2 separate regions of the Homo sapiens genome follow, and region 1 is linked to region 2. A link is an interaction called in ENCODE POLR2A ChIA-PET data of the cell type or tissue named here. Cell type or tissue: GM12878. All regions are shown on one strand. Each heading gives the region's core, and the rest is flanking DNA. Links, peaks and the distances in the headings are about the cores only.

Region 1 (6,990 bases), core at 927-5,926, 400 kb after region 2:
TCATGCATTGCTGACGGCATTATAAAATGGTATGGCCACAGCTGTGGCCTAGATGTGTTTGTCCCCAACCAAACTCATGTTGAAATTTAGTTGTCAGTGTAACAGTGTTAGGAAGCAGTGCCTTAAAGTTGTGATTAGGTCAGGCCGAGCGCGGTGGCTCACGCTTGTAATTCCAGCGCTTTGGGAGGCCGAGGCGGGCAGATCACTTGAGGTCAGGAGTTCGAGACCAGCCTGGCCAACATGGTGAAACCCCGTCTCTACTAAAAGTACAAAAATTAGCCGGGCGTGGTGGCAGGCACCTGTAATCCCAGCTACTCGGGAGGCTGAGGCAGGAGAATCGCTTGAACCTGGGAGTTAGACGTTGCAGTGAGTTGAGATGGCGCCATTGCACTCCAGCCTGGGGGATAAGAGCGAGACATCCTCTAAAGAAAAAAAAAAAAAAGAAAGATGTGATTAGGTCATTAAGATAGATTTATATCTTTCTCAGAGACTGGGTTATTGTGCCTGCTTCCACCTCCACTTTTCCCCATGAGTTAAAGCAGCACCAGGCCTTCACTATATGAGCTGCCCAGTCTTGGACTTCCCAGACTCCAGAATCATGAGCTAAATAAACTTTTTCTTTTTCCTTTTCTTTTCTTTTTTTCTTTTTGAGACAGAGTCTCATTCTGTTGCCCAGGCTGGAGTTGCCCAGGCTGGAGTTGCCCAGACTGGAGTGCAGTGGCACAATCATGGCTCACTGCAATCTCTGCCCCCAGGTTCAAGTGATCCTCCTACCTCAGCCTCCTGGGTAGCTAGGACTACAGGCACGTGCCACTCTGGCTAGTTTTTGTATTTTTTCTAGAGATAGATTTTGCCATGTTGCCCAGGCTGATCTCAAACTTCTGAGCTCAAGTGATCCTCCCACCTCAGCCTCCCAAAGTGCTGGGATTACAGGTGTGAGCCACCGAACTGGCTAAACTTTTTTTGTGTGTTAAATTACCCAGTGTCAGGAATTCTGTTATAGCAACGTAAAACAGACTAAGACAGCCACTTTGAAAAACAGTTTGGCTGGCTGGGTGTGGTGGCTCATGCCTATAATCCCAGCACTTTGGGAGGCCGAGGCGGGTGGATCATCTGAGGTCAGGAGTTCAAAACCAGCCTGGCCAAGATGTCAAAAACCCATCTCTACTAAAAATACAAAAAAATTAGCCAGGTGTGGTGGCGCATGCCTGTAACCCCAGCTACTCGGGAGGCTGAGACAACAAAATCGCTTGAACCCGGGAGGTGGAGGTTGCAGTGAGCCGAGATTGCTCCACTGCACTCCATCCTGGGCAACAGAATGAGACTCTGTCTCAAAAAAATAAAAATAAAAAAGGAAAACAGTTTGGCAATCTCTTAGAAAGCATAAACATATGCTAACCATATGATTTAGTAACTCTGCTCCTAGGTATTTACCCAAGAAGAATGAAAACATATGTCCACACAAAGACGCATACATGTTCCTAGAAGCTTTATTTATAATAGCCCCAAAGAGGAAATAGCCCAAGTGCTCATTAACTGGTAAATGGATACAACAATTAATTGTGGTGTAGCTATACAATAATGGAAGACTATTAAGAAAAAAAACGGGGCCGGGCGCGGTGGCTCCCTCACGCCTGTAATCCCAGCACTTTGGGAGGCCAAGGCAGGTGGATCACCTGAGGTCAGCAGTTCAAGACCAGCCTAGCCAACATGGTGAAACCCCGTCTCTACTAAAAATACAAAATTAGCTGGGCGTGGTGGTGCACGCCTGTAATCCCAGCTACTTGGGAGGCTGAGACAGGGAGAATTGCTTGAACCCAGGAGGTGGAGGTTGCAGTGAGTGGAGATTGTGCCATTGCACTCCAGCCTGGGCAAAAAAGAGTGAGACTCCGTCTCAAAAAAAAAGAAAAAAAAAAAAGATAAAAAACGAACTATGAACTACAGACATACACAACAATATGCTCAAAAGCATTTTGCTAAGTGAAAGAAACATATACAACAGGCCACATACTGTATGATTCCATTTATATGACAATCTAGAAAAAGCAAAACTCTGGGGACAGAAAAGGGCCCAGTGGTTGTCGGGGACCAGGAATGAGGGGTGTGGTCATCTACAAGGGCACAGGGGGATTTTTTGGCATGATGGAACTGTTCTTTTTTTTTTTTTTTTTTTTTTTGAGAGGGAGTCTCGCTCTGTCACCCAGGCTGGAGTGCAGTGGCGCCATCTTGGCTCACTGCAACCTCTGCCTCCCGGGTTCAAGCAAAATTCTCCTGCCTCAGCCTCCCAAGTAGCTGGGACCTCAGGCACACACCAGCTAATTTTTGTATTTTTATTAGAGACGGGGTTTCACCATATTGGCCAGGCTGATCTCAAACTCCTGACCTCGTGATCCGCCCATCTTGGCCTCCCAAAGTGCTGGGATTGCAGGCGTGAGCCACCACACCCAGAGATGGAACTGTACTACATCTTGATTATAGTGGTGGATATACAACTGCTTGTGTCTGTCAAAACTCACAGAACTTGGCCAGATGCAGTGGCTCATGCATGTAATCCCAACACTTTGGGAGGCTGAGGAGGGAGGATCCCTTGAGCCTAGGAGTTCAAGACCAGCCTGGGCAACATAGTGAAACCTCTTCTCTACAAAAAATGAACAAAATTAGCCAGGCATGGTGGCATGCCCACCTGTGGTCCCAGCTACTTGGGAGGCTGAGGTGGGAGGATCTCTTGAGCCCAGGAGGTCGAGGCTGCAGTAAGCCATGATCACACCACTGCATACCAGCTTGGGTGCCAGAGTGAAACCCTGTCTCAAGAAAAAACTCCAAACCAAACCAAAACAAAAAACCTCACAGAACTGAATCCCAAAAAGTGTGAATTTTACCATATGCAAACTAATTTTTTTTAACATGAGGGGAGGCTAAAAAAAAAAAAGAGAAAGAAAGAGAGCGTGAGATCTGTGAAATTCTGGGTAGCAAGGGAATTCCCCATGCATACCCTGAATCAGATCTTTGCAGAACCTCTTAAAATCTAAAGTTTGTCAAGCCCAGCCTGACAGCTGTGTCTGGGACTTGCTGGTGACCTTGGGCAAGTACCTTTGCCTCCCAGAAACATAGTTTCTTAGCCCAGAAAGGGAAGAGAGAGCTCTAAACATCTCTAACAAGGCACAGACATCTATTGAGCACTGAGTCACTGCCAGGCTACCCATACATGTGTTTTTTCACATCAGAAGGGTAGGGCAAGACAATAGTGTTTTAAATGTTCTTTATTAAGTCTTTTTTTTTTTTTTTGAGATGGAGTCTCGCTCTGTTGCCCAGGCCGGAATGCAGTGGCACGATCTCAGTTCACTGCAACATCTGCCTCCCAGGCTCAAGCGATTCTCCTGCCTCAGCCTCCCAAGCCCGAGTAGCTGGGATTACAGGAGCCTGCCACCACGCCGACTAATTTTTGTATTATTAGTAGAGATGGGTTTTACCATGTTAGCCAGGCTGGTCTCGAACTCTTGACCTCAAGTGATCCACCCTCCTCGGCCTCCCAAAGTGCTGGGATTACAGGCATGAGCCACCATGTCAGGCCTTTATTGAGCATTTAGATGTATTAAGCACTTTGCAGGTATTAGTTCATTTCATCCTTATACCACTCCTAGATGGTAGGAACTAGCACTACCTCTATTTTACTAATTGACAAGAACCTAGGTGCGCAGAGGTTTCATAAATTGTCAAGGTCAACATAGCCCAGTATCCCCAGTATTTGATCCAGCCCTCTCATTTCAGGGCCCATGCTCCTAATCATCATACTAAATCATGTGACATTCCTGGAGACAAGCTGTGTGACATCCTCTCAGCATCTCAGTGTTCCTGGACCTTACCCTTTATGCAGTTTAGTCTTTTTTTTTTTTTTTTTTTTGAGATGGAGTCTCGCTGTTGTCGGCCTGGGCTGGAGTGCAGTAGCACGATCTCGGCTCACTGCAACCTCTGCCTCCCAGTTTCCAGCAATTCTCCTGCCTCAGCCTCCCGAGTTGCTGAGATTACAGGTGTCTGCCACCAGGTCTGGCTAATTTTTGTATTTTTAGTAGAGACGGGGTTTCACCATATTGGCCAGGCTGGTCTCGAACTCCTAACCTCAGATGATCAACCCGCCTTGGCCTCCCAAAGTGCTGGGATTAAAGGCATGAGCCACCGCACCCGGCCACAGTTCAGTCTTTTAACTGCGGGTACTCAGCAGTTAGGGATTACAGGTGTGAGCCACTATGCCCAGCCCCTTCCCTGCTCTTGGGTCTAACCTCCTGCCTCTCCCTTCTTGGCTAGACTAAGCTCTTCTCCCTTCTGGGCCTTTGCCCAGGTGGTGACTTCTGCCAGAAACACTGGTTAACTCAGCTTAAATGTCACTTTGCTCCCCATCATATTTCTGAAACTCCGTCTCAAAACAAAATAATAATACATAATTGTTAAGATCATCCTTGTTGGCCAGGCGTGGTGGCTCACGCCTGTAATTCTAGCACTTTGGGAGGCTGAGGCGGGCAGATCACTTGACGTCAGGAGTTCGAGACCAGCCTGGCCAACATGGTGAAACCCTATCTCTACTAAAAATACAAAAGTTAGCTGGGTGTGTGGCGGGTGCCTGTAACTCCAGCTACTCAGGAGACTGAGGCAGGAGAATTGCTTGAACCTGGGAGGCAGAAGTTGCAGTGAGCCGAGATGGCACTACTGCACTCCAACCTGGGTGATAAGCAAGACTACCAACAACAACAACATCAACAACAACAAAAGGATTATCCTTGCTTATTGCTCTGGGTTGTAAATCCTTGGGTTGTAAATCCCTGGCTCCCTTGTCTGTTTATTCCATCAGATCAAAAGCTTCTTCAGGATAGGGAGGGGCCCCTGTCACCAGCCAAGCATTTGTGCATGCTAGGTGCCAGTGAGTGTTTATTGAATGAATGAATGAATGAATGAACGAGTGAGTGAGTGAGTTAATGTGGCCTGAAAAGTTGGACAGTTACTCTGGAGAATTATAGATGCCTCGTCCTGTATCTGGACTCTGGAATTTTCTAGGCCTCATTGGAACCCTTGTCCTTTGCCCAGGTTTTATTGCTCTGCAGGTCTCCACCCTGGCAGGAAGCTCTTGCCACCGGCTACAGTCTGGATCCAGCCTGGCCAGTTCCACCTTTCCCACCTACAACACCTGGCAAGACCAAGACACAGCCCTTCCACAAATACATGAGTACATGAGCACGTGGGGTGGACAAGCCATCCAATCAGTCCTCACTGACTCTGGTAAGGGAACAAACTTCTCCCAGTTTACCTGGGATTTTCATGGTTTTAGCACTGAAAGTCTTACACCCCCAGAGACCCAGGATCCCAGACAAATAGGGGCAGTTGGTAGCACCGGGTTTGTTGGGTCATCTTTGTGGACAGTGGAGGGAGTGGGACCTTCAACACAGATTTATTTATTTATTTATTTTTTGAGACGGGTTTCGCTCTTGTTGCTCAGGCTGGAGTGGAATGGAATGGCGTGATCTCGGCTCACTGCAATCTCTGCCTCCCAGGTTCCAGGGATTCTCCTGCCTCAGCTCCCTGAGTAGCTGGGATTACAGGCACCCACCACCAGGCCCGGCTAATTTTTGTATTTTTAGTAGAGACACGGTTTCACCACGTTGGCCCAGCTGGCTTTGAAATCCTGACCTCAGGTGATCCGCTGCCTCTATTACTTTTTTTTTTTTTTATCTTTTAGAGATAATATTTGACATATAAAGAGAATAAATGTATCACATATATAAATTATAAAGTATAATAATATAGCGAATAATTATGAACTCACCACTCAGCCCAATTCTCCTTCTCCAGAGAAGTACTTGTTAGAAGATGAGGAATTTAATGTCCTTCTCAAGCTTCCTGGCTTCCCTCTCAAGCAATTCCCAATTTTTAATAGTTATATATTATTCATAACATTTACATTTTGTTCTATAGCTATAATTAAATCTTCTGTACTTTGTCTGGAGGTTGAGTCTAAATACTGAAAAGCAATAAACAGCATCATGATTCCGTAAACACCCCTTGCTTGAGAACTCCTGGTCCCCAAAAGGAAAAAATGGGATCCTGTGCAGTGCCAGTTTTCAATCTCAAGAAGCTCAATATCATGGTTCTTAGAGGCAGAAGAGATCTCAAGCCTCCTTCTAGCTAACTGAGTCATTTTACAGAAGATAAATTGAGAGTTAGAGAAGGAAATAAATTTTGCTTCAAGTCATAAGACTCGTCAATTCCTTACACTATGTTCTGGCCTCCTCCTGGGATTTCGTAAATAAATGAGGCCAGACACGGTGGCTCACGCCTGTAATCTCAGCACTTTGGGAGGCCAAGGTGGGTGGATCACTTGAGTTTGAGACCAGCCTGGCCAACATAGCAAAACCCTGTCTCTACTGAAAATACAAAAATTAGCCGGGTGTGAGGCCGGGCGCGGTGGCTCACGCCTGTAATCCCAGCACTTTGGGAGGCCGAGGTGGGTGGATCACAAGGTCAGGAGATCGAGACCATCCCGGCTAAAACGGTGAAACCCCGTCTCTACTAAAAATACAAAAAATTAGCCGGGCATAGTGGCGGGTGCCTGTAGTCCCAGCTACTTGGGAGGCTGAGGCAGGAGAATGGCGTGAACCCGGGAGGCGGAGCTTGCAGTGAGCCGAGATCGGGCCACTGCACTCCAGCCTGGGCGACAGAGCGAGACTCCGTCTCAAAAAAAAAAAAAAAAAATTAGCCGGGTGTGGTGGCGCACACCGTAATCCCAGCTACTTGGGAGGCTGAGGCAGGAGAATCGCTTGAACCTAGGAGGTGGAGGTTGCAGTGAGCCAAGACTGCGCCACTGCACTCCAGCCTGGGCGACAGAGCAAGACTCTGTCTCAAAAAAGTAAATAAAAATAAATAAATGATGTTAGCTGCAAAGTCCCTTTTTTGAAGGGAATTTAGACTATATAGACTTTACATCAAGGATTCAAGGACCTACAG
Region 2 (6,990 bases), core at 1,250-6,249:
GAGGCAGGAAGAATGCTTGAGCCCAGGAGTTTGAGTCCAGCCTGGGCAACATAACGAGACCCCATCTTTTAAAAAAAAAAAAAAAGAAAAAGAATGCTAATATCGTGAACATTTATGTTCCCACCACCCAATTTAAGAAAAAGAACAATACTTTTGAAGTCCACTGCGTACCCCTCCTTGATCCCATCTCTTTCCCTTCTCTTTTAGGAGTTAACTATCCTGATTCCTTGCTATGCTTTTTAGTGTGATCCCTGAAGAACGTATCACTCCATTTTGCATAGCTATAAATTTCATAGAAATGGAATCGTATTGCATGTGTTGTGTGATTTGCTGTTTTTGCTCATCATTATATTCCTGGGATTATCCATTTTTAGGTTTATGTGTGACTGTAATTTATTGTTTAGATGAAAGTTTTCCTGGTTTGACTTGCTCTATCTTCATATTTTTCCTTAAGCTAAGGGTTCAGCATACGAAGGCAGTATTGGTGGCACTTCTTTAACAGTACCCCATCTCTTCTCCTAGCCTTGAGGGCTGCACCTAGATGAACTTGTGAGGCTCATTTGAACCTTTTGGAAGCACCGAAGCCTGCTGAAGTTTCCAGACATCTGTATGAATCTGTTGTAGTTTTTTAATGTTATATGCTGAATATAAAACCAAGTAACTCCTGCTGGAAACATTTACAATATCGATTAACAAATACTATCAGTGGCTTTGACATTTTTGTCAGTTTCTTGATTTTTTTCCCCGCTTTTGTCTCCCCTTCCCCCCTCCACATTTTGGGGCATTGTGCTGTTAATAGATTTTTTTTCTGTTCGTTTGTTTATATACCTCCTGTTTCCTTCTGATGTTAATAGATTTCTGACAGTCAGACTTGTCCACAAGAACTCAACTGGCAAGGCTGCTTTTCTGTGCTAAAACTGGGGAGCTAGTGGGCACCATGAAGATCTTCTGCAGTCGGGCCAATCCGACCACGGGGTCTGTGGAGTGGCTGGAGGAGGATGAACACTATGATTACCACCAGGAGATTGCAAGGTACTGGGTTGGTTTACAGCAGGCTGCAGCTGGGTGGGGCACTTGATCTCAAAGCAGATGCCTTGGGCTCCAGTCTGAGCGTGGGCTAGGCTGTCACCCAGTGCTTATGATGAGGGCTGGTGTTGGTCCTGAGCAGGTCTGCTCAGCCAGGTAGGTATATGTAGCAGTTAGGCAAAATCATGCCTGTTTGGAGAGTCAGACATTATGTAGCAGCCTTAGCAGAGCCTCAGCATCTGTTTAACGGAGCAAAGAAAACCCAAGCCTCAGTAGTGTTGATGAAGTTGAATCATTTACTTGCCTTACTGAAATGGTGACATGTTCATCATATGGTTAAATTCTTTTGAATGAAAAAAATGAAAATGGTTTTTTTTTTCCCTTAGAAGAAATATTTAAAAGTATGTGAGTTGTTGGCCAGGCGCAGTGGCTCACGCCTCTAATCCTAGCACTTTGGGAGGCCGAGGTGGCCAGATCACCTGAGGTCAGGAGTTCGAGACCAGCCTGACCAACATGGAGAAACCCCGTTTCTACTAAAAATACAAAATTAGCTGGGCATGGTGGCTCATGCCTGTAATCCCAGCTTACTTGAGAGGCTGAGGCAGGAGAATCACTTGAGCCTGGGAGGCAGAGGTTGTGTTGAGCCGAGATCGAGCCATTGCACTCCAGCCTGGGCAACAAGAGCGAAACTCTGTCTCAAAAAAAAAGTATGTGAGTTGTTATGTAGCAATCATTAAGTGCATTCAGTGTGCCAGCATTGTGCTAAGGCTGTGGATACCAGATGAAGAAGATCCTGTTCTCATCTTCAAGGACCATGCAGTTTTGTGGAAGAGACAGGCACATACAAAATTACAGCACAAAAGCCAGGCACGGTGGCTCATGCCCGTAATCCCAGCACTTTGGGAGGCAAAGGGCGGGCGGGCGGGCGGTGGAGGGGGTGGTGGCGGCTGATCACTTGAGGGTCAGGAGTTCGAGACCAGCCTGGCCAACACGGTGAAACCCCGTCTCTATAAAAAAAAATTAGCTGGGAGTGGTGGTGGGCGCCTGTAATCCCAGGTACTCGGGAGGCTGAGGCAGGAAAATCACTTGAACTCGGGAGGTGGAGGTTGCAGTGAGCCAAGGTTGTGCCACTGCACTCCAGCCTGGGTAACAGAGTGAGACTCTGTCTCAAAAAAAAAAAAAAAAAAATTACAGCACAGTGAGATAAAGGCACAAGAGGTCATGGAAGCAGCAAGAACCAGCTGAACTTGGGGTGGGAGGTAATGTTTGAATAATTTCTCAGTTCTAAAGGAAGAGAAGGTGAAGTTTGAGCAGCAGGGATTACAGGTAAGCTTTCAGATGAGCCAGATTGTGGCTGGGTGCAGTGGCCTACACCTGTAGTCCCAGCTACTTGGGAGGCCAAGGCAGGAGGATTGCTTATGCCCACGAGTTCAACATAGTAAAACACTGTCTCACAAACAAACAAAGACCAAAAACAGGCTGGGCACAGTGGCTCATGCCTGTAATCCCAGCACTTTGGGAGACCAAGGCGGGCGGATCACCTGAGGTCGGGAGTTCGAGACCAGCCTGACCAACATGGAGAAACCCTGTCTCTACTAAAAATACAAAATTAGCCAGGTGTGGTGGCGCATGCATGCCTGTAATCCCAGCTGCTCGGGAGGCTGAGGCAGGAGAATCACTTGAACCTGGGAGGCGGAGGTTGCCATGAGCCGAGATCGTGCCATTGCATTCCAGCCTGGGCAACAAGAGCTAAACTCTGTCTCAAAAAAAAAAAAAGAAAAAAAACCACACACACACAGATGGGCTATTCTGGGGAGCAGCTAGCAGTTTAGTGCAGCTGGAGTGTGGTACAAAAGTACTATGGTAAGAGAGGCTGCCGAAAGCATACGCGGGGTCATTTTGTAAAGGGTGGTAGCAAAATGCAGGAAGAGGAACATGAGTTTAAGTCCAAGCTTTGCCACTTCTTTACTCTCTTGGCCAAGTTACTTCTCTGAGCCTTAATATAAAATAATATATACTTCAATATAGTAATACATTATCTCACAGTATAATACAATTATCTTAGAATTGTTTGATGATTAAATGTAATACAGTATCTGGTGCAGAATTAGGGCTTAAAATATTTACTTTTTTTTCTTTTTTTTTTTTTGAGACAGAGTCTCGCTCTGTTTCCCAGGCTAAAGTGCAGTGGCACGATCTCTGCTCACTGCAAGCTCCGCCTCCTGGGTTCACGCCATTCTCCCGCCTCAGCCTCTTGAGTAGCTGGGACTACAGGTGCCCGCTGCCACGCCCGGCTAATTTTTTGTATTTTTAATAGAGACGGGGTTTCACCGTGTTAGCCAGGATGATCTTGATCTCCTGACCTTGTGATCCGCCCGCCTCGGCCTCCCAAAGAGCTGGGATTACAGGCGTGAGCCACTGCACCTGCCCAGGTCTTAAAATATTTCTAAACATTTTGGACATTATTTTCTTGTTTTATTGTTCAGATGGAGTCTTACTCTGTTGCCTTGGCTGGAGTGCAGTGGCGCAGTCTCGGCTCACTGCAATCTCTGCCTCCCAGGTTCAAGGGATTCTCTTGCCTCAGCCTCTTAGGTAACTGGGATTACAGGCATCTGCCACCACACCTGGCTAATATTTGTGTTTTTAGTAGAGACTTGGTTTCACCTGTTGGCCAGGCTGGTCTTGAACTTCTGACCTCAGGTGATCCACCTGCCTCTGCCTCCCAAAGTGCTGGGATTACAGGTGTGAGCCACAGTGTCAGGCCTGGACGTTATTTTCTGAGTGATATATTAAACAGGAGAGAAAGAGGATTGGATTGCATTTTGGAACACTCACTGAGAGCGGTGTGGAGAGGAGAGCATTTGGGGATATTGTAGTCCCAGAGCTGCATAGTCCCAGAGGAGACAGCTCGGGGGAACTTGAGTTTGGTAACTCACTGGATATGATGGAGGGAGAGAGAAGATTCAAGAAGCACCAAGACTTCTGGTTAGAATGACAAAGTGGATGGGGCCTGCAAGGGAGGAATGGGTGGTGTGGGGAGGGGAACACGATGGAGATTAGGCGTTTAGGTTTGGACATCCACATAGAGATGCCAATGGCAGATAGAATTTTGGGTCTGGAGACAGAATTTGTAGTTGTTGGAACTGAAACTGGGAGAGGTTGCAGTCTCTCAAGGGGGTGTGGAATGTGAAAGGTAGAGGGCTGAAGAAGGAATCCCGGAATAGCTGAGGAGGCAAAGAAGGGCAAGGGAGATAGCCAGCATGGAAAGGAAGAAAGAGGGAGTGTGTCTAGCAAGGTCAGAGGCACTGGGAAGTCCCAGATACTGATGACTGACATCAGCTGCAGGAGTGAGCTGGTGGTGGTTACCGAGAGTGATGTCAGTGGAGTGGTGGGCAGTAAGTGTGAAGAGGCCAGGAAGGTGGTGAGTGAGATGCCTTTTAAATAGTGAGCAGAGGTAGAAAGGACTACATTTCAGCTAAGCATCCATAGCTGGCTTCAGATATAAAACCTTGATGTGCCATTAAAAAAAAAAAAAAAAGAACCCCCTTCTTTCAGTGCACCGCTCTTCAAAGTGTGGAATGTGGACCACCTGTGGCACAATTGCCTGGAGCACATTAGCCCAGCCTTCTCAATAAGAGTGAGAGTGTGTGTGTGTGTGTGTGTGTGTGTGTGTTCTGGGACTCTGCATTTCAGGTAAGCTTTCTAGTGATTCTAGTGTTGACCCAAGGCTGGAGGGCCTCTGTTTTAATGTGAGCTCCTTAGCTGTCCCCTTGAATTCCCAGAAAGCGTGGCAGGGCCTGCCTAGTTCTGGGTGCTCATCCCGACCCCGCCTGAGGGTTTTCAGTGTGTGAATTACTGCAGTAGGAAATATGGAGAAGTGATTCTCCTCCCTTTACTACGGTATTGGTGAACTCTTTAGTTTTCCCTGATGATGTTAAGTGAACGTGCCCAGTGGGGTACCTGTCACATATACAGTGGGTGTATGTGAGTGCTTCTCTTTCCCCGGCTGCTCTCCCTAATACCGCATCAGTGGTTATCTCCAGGCAGAGATGTAGGCCAGGTTAGGTCAAGTATTAGGCAGATTGAGTCTGAGTTTTTCCTGAGGAGGAAAATGTGTAGTGTATAGCAAGATCAAGATGCTAGTGGCTGTGGAATTACTGTGACAGGGCTAACTGCCGAGACCAGCTCGGTCGTGGAGACCCTAACCCAGTGGCGCTAGAGGAATTAAAGACACACACACAGAAATATAGAGTGCAGAGTGGGAATTGGGGGGCTGACAGCCTTCAGAGCTGACAGCCACGAACAGAACTTTACCTACATATTTATTGACAGCAAGCCAGTGATAAGCATTGTTCCTATAGATTATAGATTAAAACGGGAAACAAAGGGATGGGCTCTGGCTAGTTATTTGCAGCAGGAACATGTCCTTAAGGCACAGATCACTCATGCTATTGTTTGTGGTTCAGGAACGCCTTAAGCGAAAGCCGCCCTGGGTGGGCCAGGTATTCCTTGCCCTCATTCCAGTAAACCCACGACCTTCAGTGTGGGCATCATAGCCATCAACGAGCATGTCACAGTGCTGCAGAGATTTGTTTATGACCAGTTTTGGGGCCTGTTTTTGGCCAGATTTGGGGGCCTGTTCCCAGCAGCTAACTACTGGAGCATTTTTAGGTCTGAGAACATCTTTCTCTGAGACTTTTTTCTGCAGCACTAGAGAATAACAGCTTGAAACTCTATTAAAATAAAGTGGCCAGGTGCAGCGACGGATGCTTGTATTGTAGTTCTGCTGAGGCAAGAGGATCTCTTGAGCTAAGGAGTTCAAGGCTGCAGTGCCCAATGATTGAGGCTGTTCATAGCCACTGCACTACAGCCTGGGTGACATAACGAGACCCTGTTTCTAAAAATAAACAAAAAAATAGGCCAGGCGCAGTAGCTCACACCTGTAATCCCAGCACTTTAGGAGGCCAAGGTGGGCGGATCAGTTGAGGTCAGGAGTTCGAGAACAGCCTGGCCAACATAGTGAAACCCCATCTCTAATGTAAATACAAAAATTAGCCAGGCGTGGTGGTGAGCACCTGTAATCCCAGCTACCTGGGAGGCTGAGGCATGAGAATCACTTGAACTTGGGAGGCAGAGGTTGCAGTGAGCTGAGATTGCACCACTGTACTCCAGCCTGGGTGATGGGGTGAGACCCTGTCTCAAAAAAAAAAAAATAAATAAAGATAAAAGACAACCAAAAAATAGTTTAAAATAGATGACACGTTTGTTCTATCTGTTTAGCAATGTGTTTATATATGTGAATACTCTTGTGTGTTGATGTGTATCATGCAAAGGTTACTGACTTTTTTGTTTTTTAGGTCATCTTATGCAGATATGCTACATGACAAAGACAGAGTAAGTGTAAAAGGAAACTATTATCTTGATGTGGGGTGTTTTGAAGTCTTGGATTACAAGAAGGTTAAGAATCCCTGGGGGTCATGATGTTAAATGATACTGAGAGGCGTATGGTGTAGAAGTCAGGAAATCAGTTGGGAGACTGGGTCCTACTTCTGGCTCTATTTTTGTTGTTTAATCTCCCAGCTTTATCAAGATAGAACTGACAAATAAAAATGGTCTATGTTTATGGTAATACAATGTGATGAATATATGTGTATGGTGTAAAATGATTGAATCAAGCTAATTAACAAATCTACCGCCTCATACTTTTTTGTGTGTGGTGAGAACATTTAAGATCTACTCGCTTAGTAATTTTTAAGTGTACATTATTAACTATAGCTCACAATGCCGTACAGCAGATCTCCACAACTTATTCATCCTATCTGACTGAAACATCAGATCCTCTCCCTTAGCAGGTACCATTCTCTGGGCTTCTGAGTTCAACATTTTTTTTTTTTTTTGAGACAGAATCTCGCTCTGTCACTCAGGCTAGAGTACAGGGGCGAGATCTCGGCTCACTGCAGCCTC

What was found. ChIA-PET counts read pairs that join two places held together with the same protein. Peaks named below come from ENCODE experiments on the same cell type or tissue, not always from the same donor. Only the 100,000 strongest peaks of a DNase experiment are listed, where the experiment ranks them.
Region 1: POLR2A ChIA-PET joins it to region 2 with 6 read pairs; 1 of 35 experiments calls an interaction of 5 or more read pairs at or near these places.

What each region holds. Positions count from the first base shown.
Region 1 is chr16:68,717,349-68,724,338 of GRCh38, forward strand. It overlaps a transcript of CDH3 not described here. Among named protein-coding and RNA genes, the nearest start is that of CDH1, 16 kb to the right of the region's middle. RefSeq lists enhancers at 2,877-3,006, 6,249-6,393 and a cis regulatory region at 6,321. In GM12878, for the core only: no CTCF peak of the experiment used is centred there; a DNase peak (open chromatin) is centred at 3,003; H3K27ac peaks cover 1,397 bases.
Region 2 is chr16:68,315,043-68,322,032 of GRCh38, forward strand. PRMT7 (protein arginine methyltransferase 7) reads left to right here. Exons shown (of 19, transcript NM_019023.5): 3 at 855-1,032; 4 at 6,384-6,420. The coding sequence starts at 938. Among named protein-coding and RNA genes, the nearest start is that of PRMT7, 7.5 kb to the left of the region's middle. In GM12878, for the core only: no CTCF peak of the experiment used is centred there; a DNase peak (open chromatin) is centred at 4,364; H3K27ac peaks cover 565 bases.